3 separate regions of the Homo sapiens genome follow, and regions 1 and 3 are each linked to region 2. The links are chromatin contacts, found by Hi-C or POLR2A ChIA-PET in ENCODE. All regions are on one chromosome and are shown on one strand. The core of a region is the stretch at or near the end of the contact, and the rest is flanking DNA. Distances in the headings are between cores, read along the strand shown.

What was found. Hi-C counts contacts between places; a loop is a spot of excess contacts on that map. ChIA-PET counts read pairs that join two places held with the same protein, here RNA polymerase II (POLR2A). Pooled maps may share reads with other maps.
Region 1: a loop to region 2 is called in a pooled map, with 6 times the contacts of the local background. The contact joins two enhancer-like sites. A Hi-C loop is called at or near these places in 1 of 168 maps with a recorded cell type or tissue (natural killer cell), 3 of 37 single-sample maps with no recorded cell type and 9 of 50 pooled maps. POLR2A ChIA-PET finds 5 or more read pairs at or near these places in 2 of 52 experiments (GM10248 and naive thymus-derived CD8-positive, alpha-beta T cell).
Region 3: a pooled map shows a loop between it and region 2 (4-fold over the local background). The contact joins two enhancer-like sites. A Hi-C loop is called at or near these places in 1 of 50 pooled maps. POLR2A ChIA-PET finds 5 or more read pairs at or near these places in 2 of 52 experiments (B cell and K562).

The regions. Positions count from the first base shown.
Region 1 is chr9:113,515,790-113,518,803 of GRCh38, reverse strand. RGS3 (regulator of G protein signaling 3) reads right to left here. Exons shown (of 23, transcript NM_001394167.1): 14 at 1,180-1,263. Among named protein-coding and RNA genes, the nearest start is that of RGS3, 54 kb to the right of the region's middle. RefSeq lists enhancers at 339-628, 1,030-1,159, 1,320-1,569. Within about 2 kb of position 1,528, at least 10 of the 41 ENCODE cell types and tissues checked have a DNase peak (open chromatin) inside an H3K27ac peak, as active enhancers do; they include natural killer cell, where a contact is called at or near this core.
Region 2 is chr9:114,365,505-114,368,211 of GRCh38, reverse strand. AKNA (AT-hook transcription factor) reads left to right here. Exons shown (of 22, transcript NM_001317950.2): 6 at 515-669. Among named protein-coding and RNA genes, the nearest start is that of AKNA, 21 kb to the left of the region's middle. RefSeq lists enhancers at 361-660, 132-1,080, 1,188-1,277, 1,298-1,357. Within about 2 kb of position 1,256, at least 12 of the 41 ENCODE cell types and tissues checked have a DNase peak (open chromatin) inside an H3K27ac peak, as active enhancers do; they include natural killer cell, where a contact is called at or near this core.
Region 3 is chr9:114,988,648-114,991,465 of GRCh38, reverse strand. No RefSeq gene overlaps it. Among named protein-coding and RNA genes, the nearest start is that of TNFSF8, 59 kb to the right of the region's middle. Within about 2 kb of position 1,530, at least 2 of the 41 ENCODE cell types and tissues checked have a DNase peak (open chromatin) inside an H3K27ac peak, as active enhancers do.

The DNA of each region.
Region 1 (3,014 bases), core at 279-2,778, 850 kb after region 2:
AGTTTTACTCCCACTGAGACAATTCAGAAGATATGCAAAGATTGTTAAGTTCCCAAAGTTTGCAAAGTTCCCAAGAGGAGGTTCGGAAAAGAGGAGGTCCAGAAATACAGTAGGCAACAGCGAGCGGTGGAAGGGAGCATGCAGTCCCCCAGGGCACTCCCTTGAAAAAGATAATGTACATTTGGAATAGATGAGTTCCAGTCCAGTCTGCTTACTTAAAAAACAAACCAACCTCCTGCTTCAGCCACAGTCACACATAGTGTCCCAGAAGGCTGAGGTTTAAAGCGTCCTTACAGACCAACCTCTGACCCTGCCCTTACTGCCTCAAATACACACATACCTACTGCTCAGATGGAAAGACTGAGGAAGAAGGAAGAAATCACATGTGAGCCAGCAGCAGACCTGGGTCTCGATACAAACTTCCTGTCTCCAAGTTTCCTGATCTTTCCACTACCCCAAGCTGCCACTCGACTCAGCCAAGGCAGCTCTACATTGGGGCCTGATCTGCAAAGAGCCTGCTACCCTCACCCCATGGCCCCAGGTAGCCAGGGCAGAGCCCAGGGCTCCAACTTCTGTACCCAAGTAGTTTAAGCTCAGAGACTGAACTGACCAGCTCTGGGGTTGTGTAGATGAATGAAGTTCTCCCAATTAGAGAAAAGCATCCCAGGCCAGCTCCCAGGAAGGGTGACACAGGTCCCATGTCAGCACCCCACAGGCAGAGCTACAACCCAGGCGAAATCATAGACTCGTCTCTCAGAAGAGGACATGGGATTTGGGTTAAAACAGGCCCAGAAAACTCAGGTAAACTGATGCTGGTCTAAAAATTCACTTTGGCTAATAGCTTTACTCTTCCTGCCACCAAAGTCACTCCCCACAGCCAGGGTAAATTGCCATCTCTTCTGCTCCTGAGAGGAAGGTGGGATAAACAATGGGGTGTCTTTAGGGGCTGGGGAAACTTTCTAACCATCAAAGAAGGATTCGACAGCTTTTGAAAGGAGATGTACAAGAAAAAGCTGGGTAGCCTTTGCTAGGGAGAGTGGCGGGGTCCTTCTCAGGTCTCCCCTACCCTGAGAATGTACAATTCTAAGATACTCAGGAAGAGACCAAAGTGAGGGGCCTGGAGAATGCCAATGAAGCCCACCCAGAAAGCCCCCTAAAAAATGCAGGTGAAAGTCTTACCTCGGCAGCCTTGTTCCTCCCTTCATACAGCAGCAGCTCCTCTGACAGCAGGAGGGTCCGGGCAGGATTACAGAGATCTAGAGGCTGGAAATAAAGCAGGCTGAGTGGGCAGTTCAAAAAGAGGCTGGGTGAGGACCCGGGGGGAGGAAGCAGCAGCTTGTCAAAGCCAGCCACAGAGAACCCTCTGACCCAGAGAAGACTGTCAGCCCGCCACCGACCCGAGAACCCACACACCCCCTCATACATAAGATGGAAACAGAAAGAGAGACGCTGCTGTCCTGTGGAACTGTTGCTGCCACCTTCCCCATCAACCCTCACCGTGAGAGCTACACTCATTGACAGGAAGTCTAACCACAGGCTTAGGCCCTCTGCAGTCCTCAGCCCCAGCTCTCACCCCCCACTGCACTGGGCTCCTGGGCCCTCCCAGCCCCCGCCATCCCCCATCTATCCTGTTCATGCCTCACAGGACCAAGAGGCATCCTGAGAGCCACATGCCAAGAGATTTGGTCACTTGAGTCCCTTCAAAGCCAGGCCAGTCCCTGCTCTGCACTCATAGCACACTTGAACTGTCTCCTTCTCAGGCAATCCCCCAAGGGTCAATTATCACCCAAACCTCTCACCCTACTCCCTCACCTTGCCCAGCCCAGCCCAGAGGAAGCTCCCTAAGCTCTGGATTACCCAGCAGGACTTGTCCTTATGACTGTATATTTCTAATATGGCTTCTAAGTACATGACATCAAGCAAGGTGCTTAAAGAAAGATCATGAAACAAATAGCAAGCTGGACCTGAAATCCCAGCTACTTGGGAGGCTGAGGTGGAAGGATCATTTGAGGCCAGGAGCTTGAGGTTACAGTGAGCTGTGATCATACCACTGCACTCCAGCCTGGGGGACACAGCGAGAGACTGTCTCTTAAATAGAAGTAGTTTCTTATACAAATATTAAAATGAACATGAAAATTAGACACAGGCCGCATGTGGTGGCTCATGCCTGTAATCCCAGCACTTTGGAAGGCCGAGGCGGGTGGATCACCTGAGGTCAGGAGTTCGAGACCAGCCTGGCCAACATGGTAAAACCCCGTCTCTACTAAAAATACAAAAAACTAGCCAGGCATGGTCGTGGGCACCTGTAATCCCAGCTACTTGGGAGGCTAAGGCAGGAGAATTGCTTGAACCTGGGAGGTGGAGGTTGCAGTGAGCCGAGATCGCACCCTTGCACTCCGGCCTGGGCAAAAAGAGTGAAACTCCATCTCAAAAAAAAAAAAAGAAAAAGAAAGAAAATTAGACATTGTAGATGCCAAGAACTTTGTGTCACATGCTAAGAAAGAGAAGAGACCCACAGAAAGGCTAAGGCCAGGCCCTGCTGACAGAGCTGTCTAAGGGGAGGCGTGTGAGCTCCCAGAGATGTGTTGCATCCTAACAAAGTGTGCCTACTGGACAGTGACAGGCTCAGACTGGGATGCCAGGGAGACCAGAGAGGCACAGGCAGAAATGAAGCCCGTGGGGCCAAGTCATGTCTATGCTGCTGATAAGACGATAAACCATTAGAATCTTCCTGCAAAGCAATTTGTCAATATGTGTAAAGAGCCTTTAAAATGTTTATGACCCATGACCCAGTCATTTCCCTTTCAGCAATCTCTCCCAAGGAAAATAATCAGAGAGGCAATCCATGCGCAAGGATTTTCATCACAGGGTTATTTACAATAGCAAAAGAGTAGACAGAAGTATCTGAATACAGAACTGGTTAAATAAATACAGTATACCCATATAAAAGAAGAGTGGGCAACCACCGTAAAACACAGAGCATTTAGTGGTGTGGGAAAGGTTCATGCTACAAT
Region 2 (2,707 bases), core at 7-2,506:
TGGTGACCCTGGGTGAGTTGAAAACATAGAGCATTGTCCCTGGGGAGCCCATATCTCAGCCAGGCCCTGTGCTAAGCCTTGACACATGTGACCTCACTTAATCCCCACAATAACCCGCTGAGGTGTGCACTGTTGTCACACCCATGACAGCCAAGGGGACCAATTGGAGAGGTGAGGACACGCTGAAGTTCATACAGCTATGGAGGGGAAGTGTCTGGATTGGAACTCACGTCTCCCTGTGTGAGAGCCCACGCTGTTGACTGGGAACCCAGAGGCCTAGCGTAGCTCTGCTCCAGCCAACCATGTGGCCTGGGGCAGATCTGGACCTTGTTCTCCCTTGTAAATGGGGGACAATGTTCTACCCAGCCCACTTCCTGGGGCTGATGTGAAGATCGCACATGGTGACTGAGCTATAACTTGATGATGGAGGTGGTGGCTTTGACGTTCAGCCTCAGTCCTTCAGCTCCTGGAAGGACTGTTCTTGGCCCCAGCTTTCAGCAGTTGTGTATTCCAGGGTGGCCATCAGCTCGAGGAGACTTGAGCCCCTCCTCGCTTACCAGCATGCCCACCCTGGGGTGGCTTCCGGAGAACCGGGACATCTCTGAGGACCAGTCCTCAGCAGAGCAGACCCAGGCACTGGCTTCTCAGGCCAGCCAGTTCCTGGCCAAGGTGAGTGGACTCCCAGCTTTGCCCCCGAGAGACTTAACTCACCTGGAGAACACAGAACCTCTGCCTGCTTGGGTGAGAGGCACTCTGGGAGTCTCACTTGTCATTCCCCTGCCTCTGCACCGAGTTAACTCAGCCATCCCCAAAACATGAGCCCCTCCCTGGTTTTAGAGGCCACACAGCTCCAGCCTCCTCCTTGTCACCAGTGCTAGGTCTCACCCCCCTTTTTGGCAATGCATCTCATCCAAATCCCTCCACTTGTGCTTGGAAGTGTCTCTAGGCTGGCTCCCGGGAAACTCTGAGCTCTTTCAGGATTCTGGAAGGGTAACAGAATCTCCACTCTACCTTTTCCTCTTCAGGATAAGTTGCCTCACTTTCTTAGTTCATTTTATTAAATAAATCAATTCCTAGTTACTTCTCAAGGGTCTTCGTATCTTCATGAAACAGTCCAAGTAACCGTGAATTGTTTGCAGGTCTGTTTATAACTGTACATTGGCTTTATTCCAGAAGTGGTTTAAAGCACCTTATGAAAATACATACGTTTTAGCCACATTCTGAAAACAGAAGTGAGAAAACTGGGGCAGAGAGGAAGTAAGGGTAGAAAAAAATAAAATACGTGGAGTGAGTAAATAAAATGTTCTGTTGGACCCTAAGCACATTAGAGTCACACATTTAGCTTTGAGCTTCCTAGTTGCCAATGCCAAAAGAGAAATGCAATAGTTACATGCACTACCATGCCCATAAAACAAATTCTTTCAGAAGCACCACCATTTTATTCTTCCCTTCCCTTCCCTCCTCTCCTCTCCTCTCCCTTCCCCTCTCCTCTTCTCTTCTCTCCTCCCCTCCCCTCCTCTCCTCTTCCCTCCCCTCCCATCTCTCCTTCTTTCCCTTGCTTTACTGAAATATAATTCACATACCATGCGGTTGACTCATTTAAAGTGTTTGCTTGCTTCAGCGGTTTTTAGTATATTTGCAGTTCTGCCACTATCACCACAGTCAGTTTTAGAACATTTTCATCACGCACTAAGAAACCTCATCTGTATTAGGCAGTCACTCCCCATCCCCTCTTTCCCCAGCCTCCGTCGGCTGCTCTTCTGCTTCCTGTCTTTATAGGCTTGCCTATTGTGGATGTCTCATAGCAATAGATTCACGCAATATTTGTCCTGTGTCTGACATCTGTCACTTACCATGATGTTTTCAAAGTTAATCCTTGTTGGAGTAGCACATACAAGTACTTCATTTCTTTTCTTCTTTTTTTTTTTTTTTGAGACAGAGTCTCACTCTGTTGCCCAGGCTGGAGTGCAGTGGTGCAGTCTTGGCTCACTGCAACCTCCGCTTCCCGGGTTCAAGCAATTCTCCTGCCTCAAGCCTCCCTAGAAGCTGAGATTACAGGCACGCGCCACCATGCCTGGCTAATTTTTGTATTTTTAGTAGAGATGGGGTTTCACCATGTTGGCCAGGCTGGTCTTGAGCTCCTGACCTCAGGTGATATGCCTGCCTCGGCCTCCCAAAGTGCTGGGATTACAGGCTTCGTTTCCTTTTGCCACCACCATTCTTGGTTCCGTAGCCGGAGACACATTTCTTCTTCGTCCTATATGTTGTCCACAAAATAAAGCAATGTCAAATCATCACACTGAGCAGGAGCTGGGGCCTTAGCTGACCCCTCATGTCTAGTGCTGCACGGTCCAATTCAGAAGCTGCTGGCCACATGTGACTGTTGAGTACTTGACATGGGCTGCTCTGAATTGAGACGTGCTGTGGGTATGAAACACATGCCAGATTTCAGAGACTTAGAAATATAAAGTGTCTCCCTATTTTTTTAGTATTGATTACATGTTGAAATGATATTTGGGGCTAAATAAAATATAAAAATTAATTTTACCTGTTTCTTTTTACATTCTCAATGTGGCTATGAGAAAATTATAGATGGTGTAGCTCACATTATAGTTCTATTTTATATATTATAAAATTATGTAATATGATTATATAATATACATTTCTATATTTCACACTGATCTAGAGCTTTCTTAAAACCGAACCT
Region 3 (2,818 bases), core at 281-2,780, 620 kb before region 2:
TAATTTCAGTCGGTGTTGCCAAGAGCAGGAAAAAGATAAAGGTGATGAAAAGGAAATGAAGGAAATAAATGTCAACTAGAGCCTTGGCAGACAGAGCTGGTTTCCACCCAGTCTCCTCTGATTTGGTTCAAAAAGGCAAAATACTCGATTTAAAATTCCTCCTACCAACCCTGCACACACACACACACACACACGCACACAAAACATGCACGTGCACACGCCAACATCCTTGAAAATAGAAGTAGTTGTAAGATCCAGTTCTGCCCGGTGAGTTGTAGGTAATATTCAATGAGTAGAGGTCATGGTTAACTTCTCTGAAACGAAATGTCCCCTCTGGCTTTTGGTCCTGCCCTTCTTTGCACCGGAAAATAATTGTGATGGCTGGAGGAGCAGCACCCATCTTATGACCTGAGGCTGAAGGATATACTCTAGGGTTGGGGTTGGATGACTTTGTAAAAGGAGGGAGACTAAGTCCTCAATGACTTTGTAAAATTATTTACTTTTTAGTAGAGACACTGAAACTCAAGCAGCCTAATTCCAGGACCCACATTACAATTAGTTTGATGAGTGTTGGTAGCAGGAGGTTTGGGGGTCTCCTTCCATTGATACTCAGCTCAAATGGCCCTATGCAGGAAACCTTGCCTAATTCCCAGGATAAATCAGGATTCCTTCATTTTATAGGTTCATGGCTCACCATCATTTTCCCTCTGGCAAGTTACCACAGTTATTTGTGTCACTATTTGTATGATGCCTGCATCTACTACCAGACTCTAAGCCTTGCAAGATATAGATATAGATCTAAAACTAGATCCATATCTCCGTCTCCACTGATCTATCTATCTATCCCTGTCTATCTACCAACCTACCTATATAAAGCCTTTGTATTCCTGATGCCCAGCACAGTGCCTTGCATAACATAGGTCCTCCAATGTTTGCCAAGAAAATGAATGAATGAATGAATGAAAGCCATGAGTTGAAACCACATCTTCAGAATCCTCCATCATTTCTACCAAGAAAAACAAGATGTGAACAAACAAATTTAGGATTTCTCAGTTTTTTATAAGAACACAGACACCCTTGAAGATTCAAGGGCTGATTGTTCAATATGATGGCCCTTCAGGGACTTCCTCTGGGCATCGCATGGCTTCTCAGGATGCACAAAGATTACAAGGGCAGGTCTGGTTTCCTCTTTAGGAGAGATTGAGTGAAAGAAGAAGCTGGTCCTACCTGAAGTCTGGGGATCATGTGTGTGTGATTATCAAGATTCATGCTCTGTGCCACTCCCCTGAGAGACCCCCAGGCTGTCCCCCCATCACCCTAACCTCTGATCAGTCTCCAGGGTCAGTGACAGAAAGCAACAAGCCTTTCCACGGTTCTGAATTTGAGCTGCTTGTGCATTGAGCACTGTCAGAGCCACATCAAAGGCTAAGGTTGGGTTGCCAGGTCTACACTGAAAGTCCTCAGGAGCCACAGCTCGGGAGGCAGGGGCTCTGGAGGCGCCCCCAGCTCCCTGGGGGACCAGGTACTTTCCTGAAGAGAACACATCACTCAGCTCTTCCTGTGCTTTTACTGTAAACTCTTGGTTTATGATGCACCTAAGAGGAAGGACAGAGGGGAAAGAGAGAGACAGAGACAGAAAGACAGGGGAGGTTGACTTGAAAGAAGCACAGTAAACAGCAACTGATTCTTACATGTTCAGAGCTGGGAGTGGCAGTCCCCACTGAGAGGCAGAGACTGAGGCCCAGAGAGGGAAAAGTGGCTTGCTCATGCCCAGGAAGCTGAGAGAGGAGAGAGGCAAACCCAGGCCTCTTTAGCTGGTTCTCTTTCCACCACATCTACATAGTCACTCTTCCTGAGAACCCTCTAGGATCCAGAAATGAATTGAGCTCTCTTTGATAAGAGAGGACCCCAAGAAGGAGCAGGGGAACGGCAATTATAGGTACCAAGAGCCAAGTATGCTCATGGCACAATGGCGGACTCAAGTGTCATCCCTTCCAGCATGTGATAGTCACTGCATCTCAGAAAATACGTAAATGAAAAAAGCCAAGGCCTCTGCCCTCACTGAACTCCCAGTCTACTGGGAGAGTCAGACATGCGCCCAGCAACATCCAATACCTGGCAACCTTGGAGAAGGGTTAGCAGTGCACAGAGGAAGGATTTGATGGTCAAGATGGGAGAGGTGCAATGGGAATCAGCAAAGGCGTTCTGGCCTTCGGGGTGAGTATGTGTTCATTGGTGGAAGAAAGGTCACCACAAGCAGAGGGACATAGGTAGCAAAGGCCTCAAAGTGGGGAAATACGTGGTGTAATCCTGGTGAGTCACCCTGTGACTGAGGCTTAGCTTTTTCATAAGGGACAGTTGCAGAGAGCTGACTAGGAAGGTAATTTAAACCATTGATGAAAACCCCAAAGCCGGAAGCCTGGCTTTGTGAATGTCTTAGTGCCCAGTGCAGGGCTAAGCACCAGAGACCCATGCTCTGGATGAATGATAGTGGGGCCTGATCATTGCCTACCTGGGGGCTTAATGAAGTGTAAAACCATGTTCACATCTCCTACCACCTGGGAGTTTGTGCCAAAAAAAACCCTAAAGACCACTTACAAAGCAGTACCTATCAAATACTGGATATTCTGAAGCACAGAAATCCTGTGGTAGACATGAGGATGAGTGGTCAACATAACCCCATCACCCATCTAAAAGCTTTATGAAATGGCTTACAATTAATTCTTCCAGAGAATAAAGAGACAAGAGACCTGAGACACAGTGACAAGCACATGGCAAAATGGATGACAACTAAGTCTACCATCGTGCCTATGTATGT